Regions from separate parts of the Homo sapiens genome. Here region 2 is linked to region 1. The links are chromatin contacts, found by Hi-C or POLR2A ChIA-PET in ENCODE. All regions are on one chromosome and are shown on one strand. The core of a region is the stretch at or near the end of the contact, and the rest is flanking DNA. Distances in the headings are between cores, read along the strand shown. Region 1 holds the start of LINC01143 (long intergenic non-protein coding RNA 1143). Region 2 holds the start of EMX1 (empty spiracles homeobox 1).

Region 1 (7,011 bases), core at 1,511-4,010:
AAATATGCCAGGCACTAGGGGACAGCTGTGAGCCAAACAGACTCGAATAGTCGGTCATGTAGCCTATATCACTGGAGATGGCCAACCTTCCAGGGGCAGTCAGACTGATACAGGGCCAAGGCTGGAACCCTGGAGTTTGATCTTTGGGGGTGGGAGAAGCATGCTACCTGGTTGTTTACATGTTGCACATACCAGGGGATAAGTCTAAGTATCCGATTTTTTTTTTTCCTGGCTAGAAAACAGCCTCTGAAAATAACTCCCCTTAAATAAATGCTTTTTACTAAGCCTCCATGGTCCTGTAATAAACACCAAGAAGGGGAGTACAGTGCTTTGTGTTGGGTTCAGTTTGCTTACAAAACAAAACAAAACAACCCCAAACAAATGTGCAGACCCTTGCCTTGGAGGTGTTTGTGTGTGTGTGTGACCTGTGTTTGTAAATGTGTGTAGTGTGAACTAATTTCATCAACTTTTAAAATAATGACTTTTACTATTTTTTTTTTAAGAGACAAGGTCTCACTCTGTCGCCCATGCTGGTTGCAGTGACACGATCACGGCTCACTACAACCTTCTACTCCTAAGCACAAGCTATCCTCCTGCCTCAACCTCCTGAGTAGCTAGGACAACAGGCAGGCACCACCACACTCGCCTAATTTTTTATTTTTTATTTTTTTGCAGAGACGAGGGTCTCGTTATGTTGCCCAGGCTGATCTGGAACTCCTGGCCGCTAGGGCTTCTCCCTCCTTGGTCTCCTAAACTGTTGGGATTACAGGTGTGAGCCACCCCGCTCTGCCTTTTCTTTTTTTTCTTTTTCTTTTAAAAGGAAAACATGCATCTAAGAAAAAATTCTAAGCAGCACAAAAGATTAAGAAATGACTACCAGGTGTCTCTCCAGAATCTCAGCCCCATCCCTAGAAGCTCAAGCTCTCGTCCCATCTCACTCTCCGGTTTTAAAAATGAGATCAAGTCGCCCTGTCCGCGGTTCTTCCTGCCTGCCCGCCTCGCCGGCCTGGCTCTGGCTCCTAGCGGCGGGTCTCCTGCTTACCTTTCCTGCGCCCTCACTGCGCGCCAGCCACTTGGGAGAGTGCTTGCTTCCCCACAGCGTCGCCAGTTTGGTGTGTTACCGAAGATTTTGATCTTTGTGGGTCCGATGGGTTTCTTAAAGAAAGACATGAATTATGCTAGGGAAACAAGAGGAAGCAAGAGAAGGGCAGAATGTTTGAGGCAAGAGACGCTTTGCTTGGGTCCTGGGGGTGCGAGCGCGGGCTGGGGACAATGCGGGGGCAGTAGTTGCCTGAGCTCCAGATCACACCTGCACTCAGAGGCGGGAAGCCCTTATCCTGGTCACAGCCGCGCGAGCGGAGAGAGGCGGCGGGGCGGCGGGGTCAGCGGGAATTAGCGCGCCAGGGCCGGGGCGAGGGATTGCCGCGGGGCGAGAGTTCGGGACGGGATTAGCGGGTTCAAAAGCAGGTCAGGGAGAGCTAAGCAAGGCGACGAGGTCCGCGCGAGGTCAAGGTCCCCGAGAGAGGCGGGTTCCGGACTGGGCTCGGGAAAGGCAGCGGGCATTGCGATCGCGGGGAGGCTGCACCGGGAAGCCCAAGTTCCGAGCGCGTGGAGGGCTCGGCCGGCATTCGAGTGTAGGCCGCGCCCTCTGACGGCCGCGGGGCGAGGACACCTCTGACCATGGGCCTTGGTCGGGAGGAATGAGCGAGGGGCGAGGTGAACCCGGGTACGAGTGCGCGGCAACTTCAATGAATGTATCCGAGGTCGCCAGGCGCGCGCGCCGCAGATCTGCGGAACCGGGTTTATCTATTCGTCTTTTACATCGTAATCCCGTTTCCTTTTATTTTTACAACACTTTTTTTTTTCTGGCAAGGGAAGTCATCTCTTAGGCAAACAAACAGTCAAAAATAAAAATAAAAAACCGCACTGAACAATGCAAAGAAATGTTCTTGGCAGGAGCCAGTCTCTCCCGCGTCTCCTGGCACCTGTGGCCTCCCTGCGGAACAGATCCCAGAGTGTGACACCTTCTGTGTAAAAATAATCGCAACCCACACTCCACCCTTCTGTGCGTCCTGCACACGCACCAAGGGAGAGCTGGAAGGACAGCCGAGGGATACACGCTCTTCCACGAAATAAATATGTTTTAGGGGTGTGTGTGTGTGTGTGTGTGTGTGTGTCTGAGCCTCTGACTTGAAGTTATTGGAGAAGGTATTCACACATTATTTGGGTTCTCTCTTAAAGAGCTCTTGGGTTCTCTCTTAAAGAGCTCATGGGAAACACACCTGGCGGTACTGTGGGATGCGAAGTGGGCGCCTCACTCGGAAACCCCGGCCTTGGTGGATGATCTAAGAAAAAAAAAAACCCAGATGGACGGATACATGGGCACTTTCGGGATCGCTGGGTGCAGGCCGCCGTCGCCATTTCCACCGTCCACTACTCCAGGCACCTGCCTCTCGTCCCCAGCCTTGGCCTTTAGGTCTCCCTTCCCGCAGATGTCGCCTGGAGAAATGGAGCCCGGATGCTCAGGCGCGCGGCGTGGTATCCCCAAACCCGGGACCTCTGTTTTGGGTCTGGTTGATTTTCCACGGAGAACCGAAGAGTCCGCTCCTCAGGGGCGAAGTTTGCAAGTCCTTGGGGTAGATGGTGACGGGGGCTGGGGCGCGAGTGTGAAAGGACAGGAAAGGAAGGAGAGGGGAGAGAGAAGCAGGCTGAGAAGTGGGGGAAGCCGCGGAAGCCGGCAGCGCGGGAGCGGAGACGCGGAAGCCGGGTAGGGGGAGGGGCGGACTGGGACCAGGGCGAGGGGCGGGGCCGGAAACGGGCGGACTCGCGCCCTAGACAAAGCGCGGCCCGGTGGGCGAGGGCCAGCTGCTCTCCCCGCAAGGTCTCCCGAAACCGGGCTTTCGCTCGGCCAGCCGGCTGGTTCTGGTGGGGACGCGCAGGTTGCTAGTGGGGAAGCCAGTCCAAAGGGATCGATCGCCGGAGAAACCCCACGCATTCACCCAAACAGCCTTCGGCTCAGGGTGGCCGGAGCAGAGCCCAAGGGTCAAGGGCGAGGGGCCCCTTCCCTGCCCTTTTGTCCAGGTGGACTCTGTGGCCGTCGTTTTGTTCTGAGACCCCCTGGGAATGCCACTGCCGGGCCACAACCCCGACTGGCAGGTCAAGGTGCAGGAAGTCCCGCCATTAGAAATGCATTCCCCAGGCTGATATTACCTTCTTTTTCTCAGTTTTACAGTCATATACACAATGGTAAGACTCCTCTTGACGCCACTTCCAACCTCTGTGCACTGTTCGCATGGCTAGAACAGCAATAATAGAATTGAAAGCAGGAAAAATATCCCCGTGCTACCCCTAAAAGACTCAGTCTTTTTTTTTTTTTTTTTTAAATGTGCATCTTTATTTTGCATAATGTTAGTCCTGGTGAACATGTAGTTTTGTATTCAGTCTTTTCTACTTGAGGCCACACTTCAGTATTTGCTATGTGCTATGATCCTCATAAGTATACTTTTCAATGGCCGAGTAATGCTCTATTATGTTACTGTGTAATTTACTTAACCGTTCAATTACTTGATATTCTTCCGTGTCCAGTTTTTCTGTATGAAAATAATACACAACCTAAAATCTTCGTGTATATAGTTTTCTCCTTTGGGGAGGATTATTTCTTCAAGATTCTTACTGTTTCAGCAGGAAGGGGACATTTTCACTACTCTTAATAAATTGCCCAACCGCTTCCCAAAGCAATTTACGCAGGCATTTATTTTCGGGTCATTATGGGCGTGGTGCTACCGGTCAGGAATGTCCAGACTAAATCAGTCCCACCCTTAGAGCACTTTCCCTGCACCCCAAGCCTCTGGGAGGCAGGCCCTTGGAGCAAAAATTACCGCGCAAAGTGGGCAGCACGGTAGGGAGAGGAAAGAAGAGGCAATGGGAGCCGGGGAGTGGGTGAGGGGTGTGGGGGTTCTTTCCCCAGCCTGGAGAAAGTCAGGTAAGGCTTCACCTGACTTAGCAAGGAAGTGAAGGTGACTCCCGAGTACAGCCCCAGGCAGGGGTTTGCCAAGTAGAAATGGAGAGAGAAACATAGAAACCTTTGTCTGCGCAGGCTGCAAAGTTTGTTGGGTTTGGAGAGGTACGTAGTGGTTATACGCTGCGAGGGATCATAAATGTGGGTGGAAAAGTCCAGGAAAGTGGGATTCTCGCCATCCAGTCCAAGGAAATTGGAAACAGACAGCCTGGTTATTGTGCATTTGCATTATTTTAAACGGTTGCTGTATTAATAGAGGCATGATTACATAATCATTATTGTTGTAAATTATGTTTTACTGAAAACTAGTTTACATTTCCTTATTTAAAAATACTAATTGTCTTGCTTTCTGACTCTTGAGGCTGAAGAAAGAAATAGGAATTGTCCTTTAAGAAACAATTTCTTCTCTAAACCACAGTAATATGTATTTTAAATCATAAAAGCAATACATATATTATTTGATTTTTTAATAAGAATATATTCACATAAGATTAATTTAAAGATTATAAGTGAACACAAACTCATAAAATAATCAGACAAGTGTCTACAAGTCCTTCCTTAATCCTCTGTGCAGAAGTAGCATGGCTTATAGTTACTACGTTGCATATGTGAACTATTTAGATGTTTTTTGCAACAATGATTTATATTCCCTGCCACTCTGCAAATTGCCTTAAAAAAATAGGTCATAGTTTTCTTACATGTTAATGGAAGTAGCTCTATCTCATTCCTAGCAGCTGTCTTGGTAACATTATATAGATGTTCCATCATTTTTTTGTCTGTATTAAAAAATTACATATTTGTTTATGTGGTTGTATTTTATATAATAAAAGTTCAAACAGTGCCAAAAGATAAAGATAAAACATGACACCTCCCTTCATGCTTGTCCCTACTTCTACCCCATCTCATTCCTCAGAAGTGTGAAGTGAGAAGTTTGGGGATTGTTTCGGCAGCTCCCCTCCCTAGTCTGTTTTAAAAATAGTGTATTTAGGCCGGGCACGGTGGCTCATGCCTGTAATCCCAGCACTTTGGGAGGCCGAGGTGGGCCGAGGTGGGCCGATCACCTGAGGTCAGGAGATCACCAGCCTGGCCAACATGGTGAAACCCCGTTTCTACTAAAAATACAAAAATTAGCTGGGCGTGGTGGCTAGCGCCTGTAATCCCAGCTACTCCGGAGGCTGAGGCTGGAGAATCGCTTGAACCCGGGAGGCGGACGTTGCAGTGAGCCGAGATCGCACCATTGCGCTCCAGCTTGGGCGAAAAGAGTGAAGCTCCGTTTAAAAAAAAAATTGTGTGTTTAATCTTTTTAGACTGAGCACTCACGCACTCACATTCTCCTCCCTGAATTTCACAACCCCCTCCTCCAAACCACTGGGTTGTATTTGCTGTTAGTCTTTGTTGTCATATATTCTCACAAAATAAGCTCTTTTTTTTGGTGTGCGTTTTTATTGTATGTACATGGTATTGAGTTTTATATTTCATTTTAAATATTATTTAAAATTGTTAAAAACAATTTCAAATTTATGGGAAAGTTGCAAGAATATTACAAAACTCTAGTATTGTCTTTAAGCTGCAATTGCATTATCATTCTCTTTTAAAATTATTTTTATGGAAGCATTTGAGGATAAGTTGCAGACACCATGCCGTTTTACTATTAAATACTTTCGCGTGCATTTCCTGAGGGCCATCACCTACATGCCACATTGCAGTGATTAAAATTAGGAATCTTAACATTGATATATAATCTTCAGATCTTATTCAAATTTCATCAATTGTCCCAATAATATCCTTTATAATATTATTATTTTTTTCTGGTCCCAGATTTAATTCAATATTACCCATTGCATTTAGTTTTTAAGTTCTTGTTAGCCTCCTTTACCTGGAAACAGTTTATCAGCTTTTTTTGTGTATGTTTGTAACAGATATTTTTGAAGAATATGGACCAGTTAGTTAGATTGTATATATTGGAGTTCCTTGTTTTATTTTGAACAGTCTGAAACTTACAGAGAAATTGTCAAGAGCATTACAAAGAAACCCCCTCCTCCACTTACCTGTTTGAACTCAAGTTGCTGACATAATGCTTTATTTTGTATTTCTAACAAACAAGGACATTCTCCCTTGAAATCGCAATGCAATCATCAAAATTAGAAAATTAATGCTATCACAATTGACTCCTCAGACCCCCTTGTCAATGGTTCTGCAAATGTCCTTTATTATCAAAAGGATGCAGTAAAGATGTATTGCAGTCAGTTGTCACGTCTCTTTAGTCTCCTTCAATCTGTGACAGTTAGTTCCAGTCTTTGACTTTCACGGCCAGTTATTATGTAGAAAGCCCCTCGGTGTGGATTTATCTCATGTTTCCTCACAATTCAATTCAGACTATGCATCTTTGGCAGGAATATCACAGAAGTGATATTGAATTCTTCTCATTGTGTCCTATCAGATGGTACATGATTTTGATATATCCTGTACTGGTGATGTTAACTTTGATCATTTGAGTGAGAATTAAGTTTCTCCCTGTAAGGTTATTTTTCCCTTTGCATTTAATAAGTATTTTGCAGGGAGGAACTTTTAGACTATCTATATATCCTGCCCCTCATCAAGCTCTTTGTGCATTGTTTAGATCAATATCAACAAATGGATTCCTAATGTATTCAATAGGCTATATTTTGTTACTATATTATTTATTTAATTTGTGAATTGTCCCAAATGTCCTTTTTTGGGGGTAATAGCTTTATTGAGATATCATTCATGTATCATACACTTCACCTATTTAAAATACACTGTGTAATGTTTTTTAATATGTATATTCACAGAGTTGTACAACCACTCCTATAATCAATTTTAGAACATTTTCATCATCCCCAAAAGAAATCCCATTCCTGTTAGCTTTCACCTCCCAATTCTCCCATCCCTGCCAGCCCTAGGTAACTATCTACATTGTGTCTCTATAGATTTGCCTATTCTGAACATATCATATAAATGGAATTGTTCAA
Region 2 (7,359 bases), core at 4,331-6,830, 2.0 Mb before region 1:
AATGAACACCCCACTAGGCCCTCACACAATCTCTGGCTTGGTTGCACATGCTAACAGACTCATAACAGGCCCTGACAAAATCACCCATGGATTCTCATGTAAGGGCACATAACAGCCTCCTGATGCACCAAAAACACGGAACCCTAGATGGATTATTTTGACAGAATTAGCTGTTGGGATTGACTGATCCAATTAATTTCTTCAGAGATGGCTACTGGTTGGACTTGATTTGACCTGTTGCTTTGCTCTAAGACAATCACCTGGATAATTCAGTTAACATCTCCCATCTCTGGAAACATCTATGTAAGTGAATCAAAAGCAGATAATTGAGATGCTGTAGCTAAAACTCTCCAGGTAACTGTTCTTGTCCCTCTGTTGGTGGAAACTCCCTGACCTTACTTCCTCCAAGTCTCTGGGCTTTGGTTACCTAAAGAAGCCAAGTTTTTGCTGGAGTTTTCTGTGGAACAGAGTTGCTAGGATTGCGGGGCTAGTGCCTGGAAGGGGTCAGTCAATAATCTCCAGTCACCTTATCAATTTCAACTGGTTGGATCTGTGCAGCCACAAAAATGGTGGGACCACATCACAGGGAGATGGGTGAGGGACACCCCATTTGATTATTCAAGTGGCGCAGATCTAGGGCCCTCAGGTCCGACTGAAGAGAAGTTTGACTTGGGATAGTGGAATAGACAGATGGTCAGGGGAGGTGGTCTGGCAGAGATGAGTAAAGGGCAGAAAAATATGGAGCCTGCTCCAGGTGGGGAATAAGGAAGATTAAAGTCTCTGGGGTGGGGCCAGTGAGGTAGGCCAGGGAAAGGTGGGTGGAAAGCAAATGCTTCTTGTTAATGTTAATAACTTGCTTCAAAAAACAACATTGTTATGAACCTGGGTGAAGTCCCAACAGTGGTTTCCTCTGGACAAATGAACCAGAGAGGGAGAGAGAAAGCCTAGCTCATCCCAGCATTGGCAGGGTTTGGCCTCAGATGCTGGGCTGGCCCAGGTTGGTCAGAAGTGAGGCTGCAGTGTGGAAAGCCCCGTAAGTGTGTATGAATAGGAGGCAGAGGTGTGAAGGGCAGTGTGGGGCTGAGGAAGCAGGTCTGCAGTCTGCCCCAGTGTCTCTGACTTAGTGATTATTTTGTAATTATGTGGTATATGTCAGTCACCTGTGTGGTGGAGTGCTCTGTGTTTGTCTTTATAAACCCAGATGAGAGGATGAAGGCAACAAGCTTCTGTACCAACATACATGCCCCTTTGCCTCAAGTCTGGTTATTTTAGGGGGATGCTAGGTTGCTTTGGGTCTACCTTACTGAGAAAATGGCCCCAGGTCATTGTCATGTCCAGTTGTGGTAGACAGCATGTGTCCTAAAGGGTATATTCACATGCATGTGCAAAAATACAGGGGTCCTTCTAACCCTATCACAGAGAAGCAGGAGACTGCAGGATGAGTCAAGATGCTAAGTGATGACAGGTTATTTGATTCCAAAAGAATAAGGACGTTTCCCTGTTAGAAAGAGGATGTTTAGTACAACACCAAACATCCTGAGAAACAGATCAATTGCTACATGTTTCTGCAAAGACAAGGGTGATGCCTTAGGTGCACAGGTACCTGTACCGCCCCGCCCCCCGACCTGTGGGAAGGAGGCCTGAACCACCCCTACCAGGGGTTCAGTTTCCCTTGCCTGGACCACAAGGGCAGAACAAACTTGGGTCTAGGGTGCGGCCTGTTTGGACGCAGTAATTCTGGGCTGTGAGAACGGGCTGTCAGTTTCGGACTAGGACAGTTAGCAAAGTGGAAAGGGACTGGTATAGCCGTCCCTGGAGCTAGGGAAATGAATACCCCTCTCCTCCCTGCTTCCCTACCCCTCCGATTTTTCTACAGCCACTCTTTTAGGGCCCCTTCAAGGCAATGGCTGGGAACTAGCACAAGAGATTCCCAGGAATGAGGGAGCTGGAGGTGGGAGCTAGGGATCCGAAGCACCCGGGGTCCGAGCTGCAGTCTTCGAGCCGCAGTCTTCGCTGGAGAGGCCGCCGCCGGCCAGGGGCTCAGGGCCGGACGGCTGGGCGGAGGGCCCTAGGGCTAGGAGAGGGAGAGGCAGGACAGGCGGCGGAGATAACCTCATTCCCCGTCCTCCTGCCAGAACAAAGGCGACCTTAGAAGCTCCGGCCCATTGTAGTTGCGGGTCCCGGGGGGCTGGGTCTCTACAGCCCCCTCCAGGCGTTGCTCCTAGACCCGGAAAGTTCCTGATCTCGGGGAAACAGTACCGAAATGCGGCCCACTCCTGGTCTTCGTCGGCTCCTCCCCTTCGGTGCTCGCGAGCGGCCCCGACCTTCGGAGTCCTGGACGATTCCGCATTCGCTTTTCCCCTTCCAGCGCCTCGGTTAGCGGAGACGCCGCTTCCCCGCGCGCCGGGACCGCGCCGCCCAAGCGCTGCGCAGAGAGCGCAGACATGTTCCTTTTCGTTCGTGTGGGGTTTCGTTTGTTGCATTAAGACGGGGCTGAAATGAGCATCGCTGAGACCCGGTTCTCTAGAAAACGCGGCGCCGGAGGGCCCGAGACGGCTCGGCTCCCAGCCCAGAGGCCTGGCCGGGACTGGAGGGCGTAGAGCCGCCGGGGAGCGCATCCGTCTGCAGCGGCGACGATGGACCGCGAAGCAACAGCGCTACAGGGTTCGAAAAGTCCTTCAGTGCCCAACGGATTTCCGGGTCCGAAAATGCAGCCACACTTGGCTCCATCTCCGCGTCCAGACTCGGTTCTTGAGGGAAAAATCCAACTGTTTGTGCTACTCGATAACGTACCCGCTGGGACTGATGGCTCAGGAAGCGGCGGCAATTTCCAAGAGGGTTTTGCGAAGGATTTATCCGCCTCGCCTGACTGGAGACGCTCAGAGCCGGAGCTGGATTTCTCTCCAGGCGCCCCCGGCCCTCGGCGCCCGGAGGCAGGAACCGCGGTGCGGAGGGCGTCAGGGGCTGGATTCGAAGCCGAGGGTGCGGCCCAGGATGCCGACTCCGGACAAGCTGAACGGCTGGAGGCCACAGGACTTAGGAACGACCCCGCCCTCTCCTCCGAGCCCCTATCCCTCCACAAGCCTCCAACCCGCCAGCCCCTCGGCCGCGGCGGCCCGCGGGCTCACACACCGCCCCAACTACAACTCGGCCCCTGGGCGCCAGGTTTCGAGACCCAGGCTTCGGATCGAGCCCACGGAGGACCAGGGTAGATTGCTCAATTTTAAAGATATCCTCATGTTATCAGTAAACATTTATTTTTAAGTGGCAGAAACTCTTGCCCAAGGCAGATGACATTGTAGCATTTTTGTTTTTTCGGATTTGGATTTGGGCAAGTCTTTGAAATCTTCAAAGAGGAGGCAAGGCTACCCACAACAATTCTTATTCTAGTAATTACATTCTCTGGTTTTGTGGTATCTGCCAGGTCAGCATCTATTGGCCAGGTGGGACTGAAAAAATTGCCTGACAAATCGGGACCTGGGAAAGCGGTTTTCTGTGAAAGTCAAAGTGTCAAGAGATAATTTTCATTTTATTATCTAAACAACTGTGCCAAACATCTAATTGACTGTAGACCTAGACTACAGACCGTCACATTAGCTCCTGGAGCCGAAGCTCCAGCCATGTCCCTTTCATTTGTTTCTCTAAAAGCCGGGTTACCTAGCTCTGAGCCATAGACCCTTCTCACAAGGCTGTGGTCTGGTCTACACTAACAAAATAAAACTGGAAACTAAAGTGATGCCTGTACAAATCAAGGCCACTCTTTAAAATAAAATTTAAAAAAAAAGAAAAGAAAAAAACAAACTCCAACAAATTTCAAGGAAGAAAACGAACTCCAACAAATGCAACTCTCTTTTCTCCGGGAAAGACAAATAATTGAAACGTGTGTGTGTGTGTGTGTGTGTGTGTGTGTGTGTGTGTAGGGCCAGTGGAGGATCTTTATTAGCAAGCCGATTGCTGGATGCAAACTCCGGGGTTCGGACTGGCTACGACCTTAAAAGCCCTCTGCCCCCGCCCCCTGCCCGGGAAAACTGTCCTCGGTATTCCAGCAGCCGGGTGGGCTCCCTCCCGAAGGCGGCGAGCAACGGCGGAAGCCAGTTTGCTTACTGCAAACCTTCCCCACCTTGGGTAGGAGAGGCACGTGTGACTTGGAGAAGTCGGGCCAAGGTTGCCGAGAAACATCCCAAGACAGCCAGGCCCTCCACACTGAACATTAACTCTCCGATTCGCCCTCCCTGCTGCCCTTGCTTCCCCCAGAGCTGGGGCACGCGAATGGACTTTCCCCCGCCCGGACGCGCCAGCGAAGGCTGAGGTCTCGGAGGTGGTGGTGGACTTGCGAGAGAAGCGTGGTGCGAGGTTAAGCCGGGCGGAGGGAGAGCGGGAGGAGTTGTACTCTGGTCTGAGACTGGCTCAGCTGGGAGAGAGAATTGGGCAGGCTGTGGCGAGGGCCAGCACAGGCTCCGAGGACGCGCCTGGGCTTGCGTCCGAACTGGTATATTTTCTAGAAAAGCCTGGAGGTCTCCACCTGCTTTCCTGGGAGGGAGACCTACGCGGCGAAGGCGCGGGTGGATGCCGCACAGCTCTTCCCTGCCTGGGAATCTACCTCCGCGGACCTGCAGCCTTCCCGGCAGTAACTTCTAAACAGCCCCGCGCGCCCCCGAGCCTCCCCCGCATCGCCGCAGCACGGGCGCCGGCCGGCCGCCTCGGCGGGCACAGCGTGGACACTCACCCTGGAAGCGGTGGCCGAAGAAGCGGTTCCGCAGGACCCAGGGGTAGAAATGGAGAGGGTCCCGGTGCTGGGCGCCGAAGAAGGAGTGCGGGGGCTGCAGCGGGGAGGCGCCCAGCTGGTGCGCCGGATGCACGGTCAGCGCGGGGTGGTTCATGGCCTCGGGGAACACGAGCTCGGGCCCACCGTAGAGCGAGCGGCCCGCGCCCGCGGCGGCCGCGGCAGGGAAGCCACTCACGAAGGCCGCCTCGGCCGCGCTGGGGTGAGGGTAGTTGAGCGCCGTGGGCCGGAGCGGTTCCTCGGAGGCGGCCGCCGCCAGGAGATGGGAGCCCGCGCCCCCGCCGCCAGTGCCCCCGCCGGTGCCGCCGTCCTTGGCCACCAAGGACTCTATGGTAAAGCCGCGCTTGGCCGCGGGCTGGAACATGGTCGCAGCCGCGGGAGCTGTGCGAGGCAGCCGGGCTCTGGGGAGCGCTCCGCGTCCTGGCGCCGCCGCCTTGCGGGGTGTGCACCCAGCCAGGCACATGCACACCCGCCCGCACCCCTCACCTCCCCCGCCCGCCCGCTCGCGCTCGGCCCCCGCGGGCGAGCCAGGCGCGGAGCGGCGAGGGGTGTGTGAGCGAGCGACCGCGGGGTCCGGCCACAGCGTACGGCCAGGCGCGGCGGCTGCTGCGGCGGAGCGGGCAGCTCCAGGCGCCCGCACAGGCGCGGGCTCCGTGCTAGGCTGCGAGCTGCCAGTAAGGCCCGAGGGTTGAGCTCGTCTCCCTCCTTTCGGAGTCCCGCTGGGACCGACCCCAGCCCCCGGTGTCCCCGCACTGCCCTGCCCAGCCCCGGCCGCCCAGCGCTGCGAGGCGCGAGTTAGCGGGCACCTGCCCCGCGCTCGCCCATTGGCCGCCGCTCACCTGCCCCAAGGTGGGGGGCGGGGCGGGGCGGGGCGAGGGACGGCGGGTGGGGAGGGAGCCCGCAGTCGGAGGCAAAAGCCGGACTGGAGCCTTCGCGGGGAGATCCAGGCCTCCTCCTCCCCTCGCCACTGGCTTCTCCTCGCGACTCCGCCCTTTAGCTGAGTCTGGTGGCCGTGCCGCCGTCTCAACCCACGCGGGAGCCGAAGAAGGCGTCCGAAGGGCTTGGGGCTAAACTCCAACCCTCCCCTCCCCGGTGTGTAGCTCAGCCTAACTCTCCCATTCGTCCCGGGATGTCGTTTCAGTTCTCAGAGAACTTGGATCCGAGCGGAGGGTGGATGTTTGGGGTCCAACACATTGGTTTTCCCGAAAACCAGCTCTCTGCCCCCCTGCTCTCCGGGACTCTCCCACTCACCCACCATCGGCCTCCTGGGCCGCGGTCTGAAGCTGCGACCTTGTTCCTGAGGTTTCGCGTTTTCTGGATGTCACGGGGGACAGCTCTGGAAAGGGGACGCTCACTCCCTTCACAAGGGGCCAGGCGGGGCACTGCGCGGGAGAAGCCGCCGGAGCGGTCCCACTGCCACCCTCCAGCTGTTCGCGGGGCTGGAAGCAGCTCCAGTGCCCAGACACGGTGCCGCGACCGGCTTGGACCAGGACGGCGGGCCTCGGCACTGGGAGATCCACCCCCTCGCCTTCTCTGAGGCTCTGGGGGCTCAAGTGTCGGCGGGCCGGACCAGGTCAGGGCCTCGGAGACACTGTGGCTTAAATTGAAGCTGGCCAAGTAGCCCGAGCCCATCTCAAGAGAACACGCCAGCCGTCAGGACACGCAGAAGCAGCCTGACCTCCCTCGACCTTCACCTTCCACCCGCGACCGCGGAACCGCGGACGACTCTGCTCCGGCCAGTTTTTCCGTACGGCGGACGAATTCCCCGGGGGCAGTTCTCACGACAGGCTGTGAGAGCCGGGACTCCCCAAACTTTCCCACCCCACCTTCGAGGCCGCAGAAAGGCGCCGCTCCGAGGCCTAGGAGGGCGCGGGCGGCGGTGGGGAGGCTGGGACCTGGACCTTGCCGGCGCACTGCGGAGAGGGAGCCGCAGAGAGTTCCGCTTCCTCGCCGCTGCCGGGGTCCATTCTAGCGGCCTGAGCGCTGCCTGGGCGCGCAGATCTGGGTTGGGCCTCCTGACGCCCCAAGGCCACGGGGTCCGTGCGCCGCGCAACTCTGCGGGGACTCCAGGCCGGGTCTTGGCAGCGGCCCGCCTGAGCGCCGGGAGCCGTGGTTTGGAGAGCGCTCAGGGCGCCCCGGCCGCCACAAAGCGGGTTAAAGTCTATTTTCCACTCGACTGCTCCGAAAAGCCCCCGCGCGCCGACGCCGTTCCGGCCCCCTTGGGCGAGGTGGGGAGGGGCGGCCAGGGGTGGGGAGGCGAGGCGGCCGCACCCAGCACTCCTCCGCGTCCTGGGAACCCCGGGGCCTGGCACGGCTGAGACACCGCAGAGGCGCCTTCGGAAGGAATGATGGAATCCGTGGGGAGCGCGGGTTCTCGCTGGCCTCTCCGGAGATTTCCAGCTTTCTGTGATGGTCTTTTCCTCTCGTTTGTGTCTCAGGCTCTTTATTTTCCCCCTCTCCTGTCTCCCGGCTCCCCTACCTCCCGACTTTTCCTCCTCTGATTTCTTCCCCCTCCTCCTTTTCCCCACCCTCAGTCTGGGAAAAGTGGAAGCGCCGCCGAGGGGGGGACCAGGACC

The links. Hi-C counts contacts between places; a loop is a spot of excess contacts on that map. ChIA-PET counts read pairs that join two places held with the same protein, here RNA polymerase II (POLR2A). Pooled maps may share reads with other maps.
Region 2: a pooled map shows a loop between it and region 1 (15-fold over the local background). The contact joins the promoter of EMX1 here to the promoter of LINC01143 in region 1. A Hi-C loop is called at or near these places in 4 of 37 single-sample maps with no recorded cell type and 8 of 50 pooled maps. POLR2A ChIA-PET finds 5 or more read pairs at or near these places in 1 of 52 experiments (activated T-cell).

Annotation. Positions count from the first base shown.
Region 1 is chr2:70,883,620-70,890,630 of GRCh38, reverse strand. LINC01143 (long intergenic non-protein coding RNA 1143) reads right to left here and starts at 2,760. Exons shown (of 4, transcript NR_126384.1): 1 at 2,451-2,760; 2 at 2,283-2,345; 3 at 1,043-1,155; 4 at 647-810. RefSeq lists an enhancer at 2,253-2,903.
Region 2 is chr2:72,915,740-72,923,098 of GRCh38, reverse strand. EMX1 (empty spiracles homeobox 1) reads right to left here and starts at 5,580. Exons shown (of 3, transcript NM_004097.3): 1 at 4,727-5,580. The coding sequence starts at 5,246. RefSeq lists silencers at 5,175-5,294, 5,365-5,784, 6,925-7,094 and enhancers at 5,599-6,215, 6,216-6,833.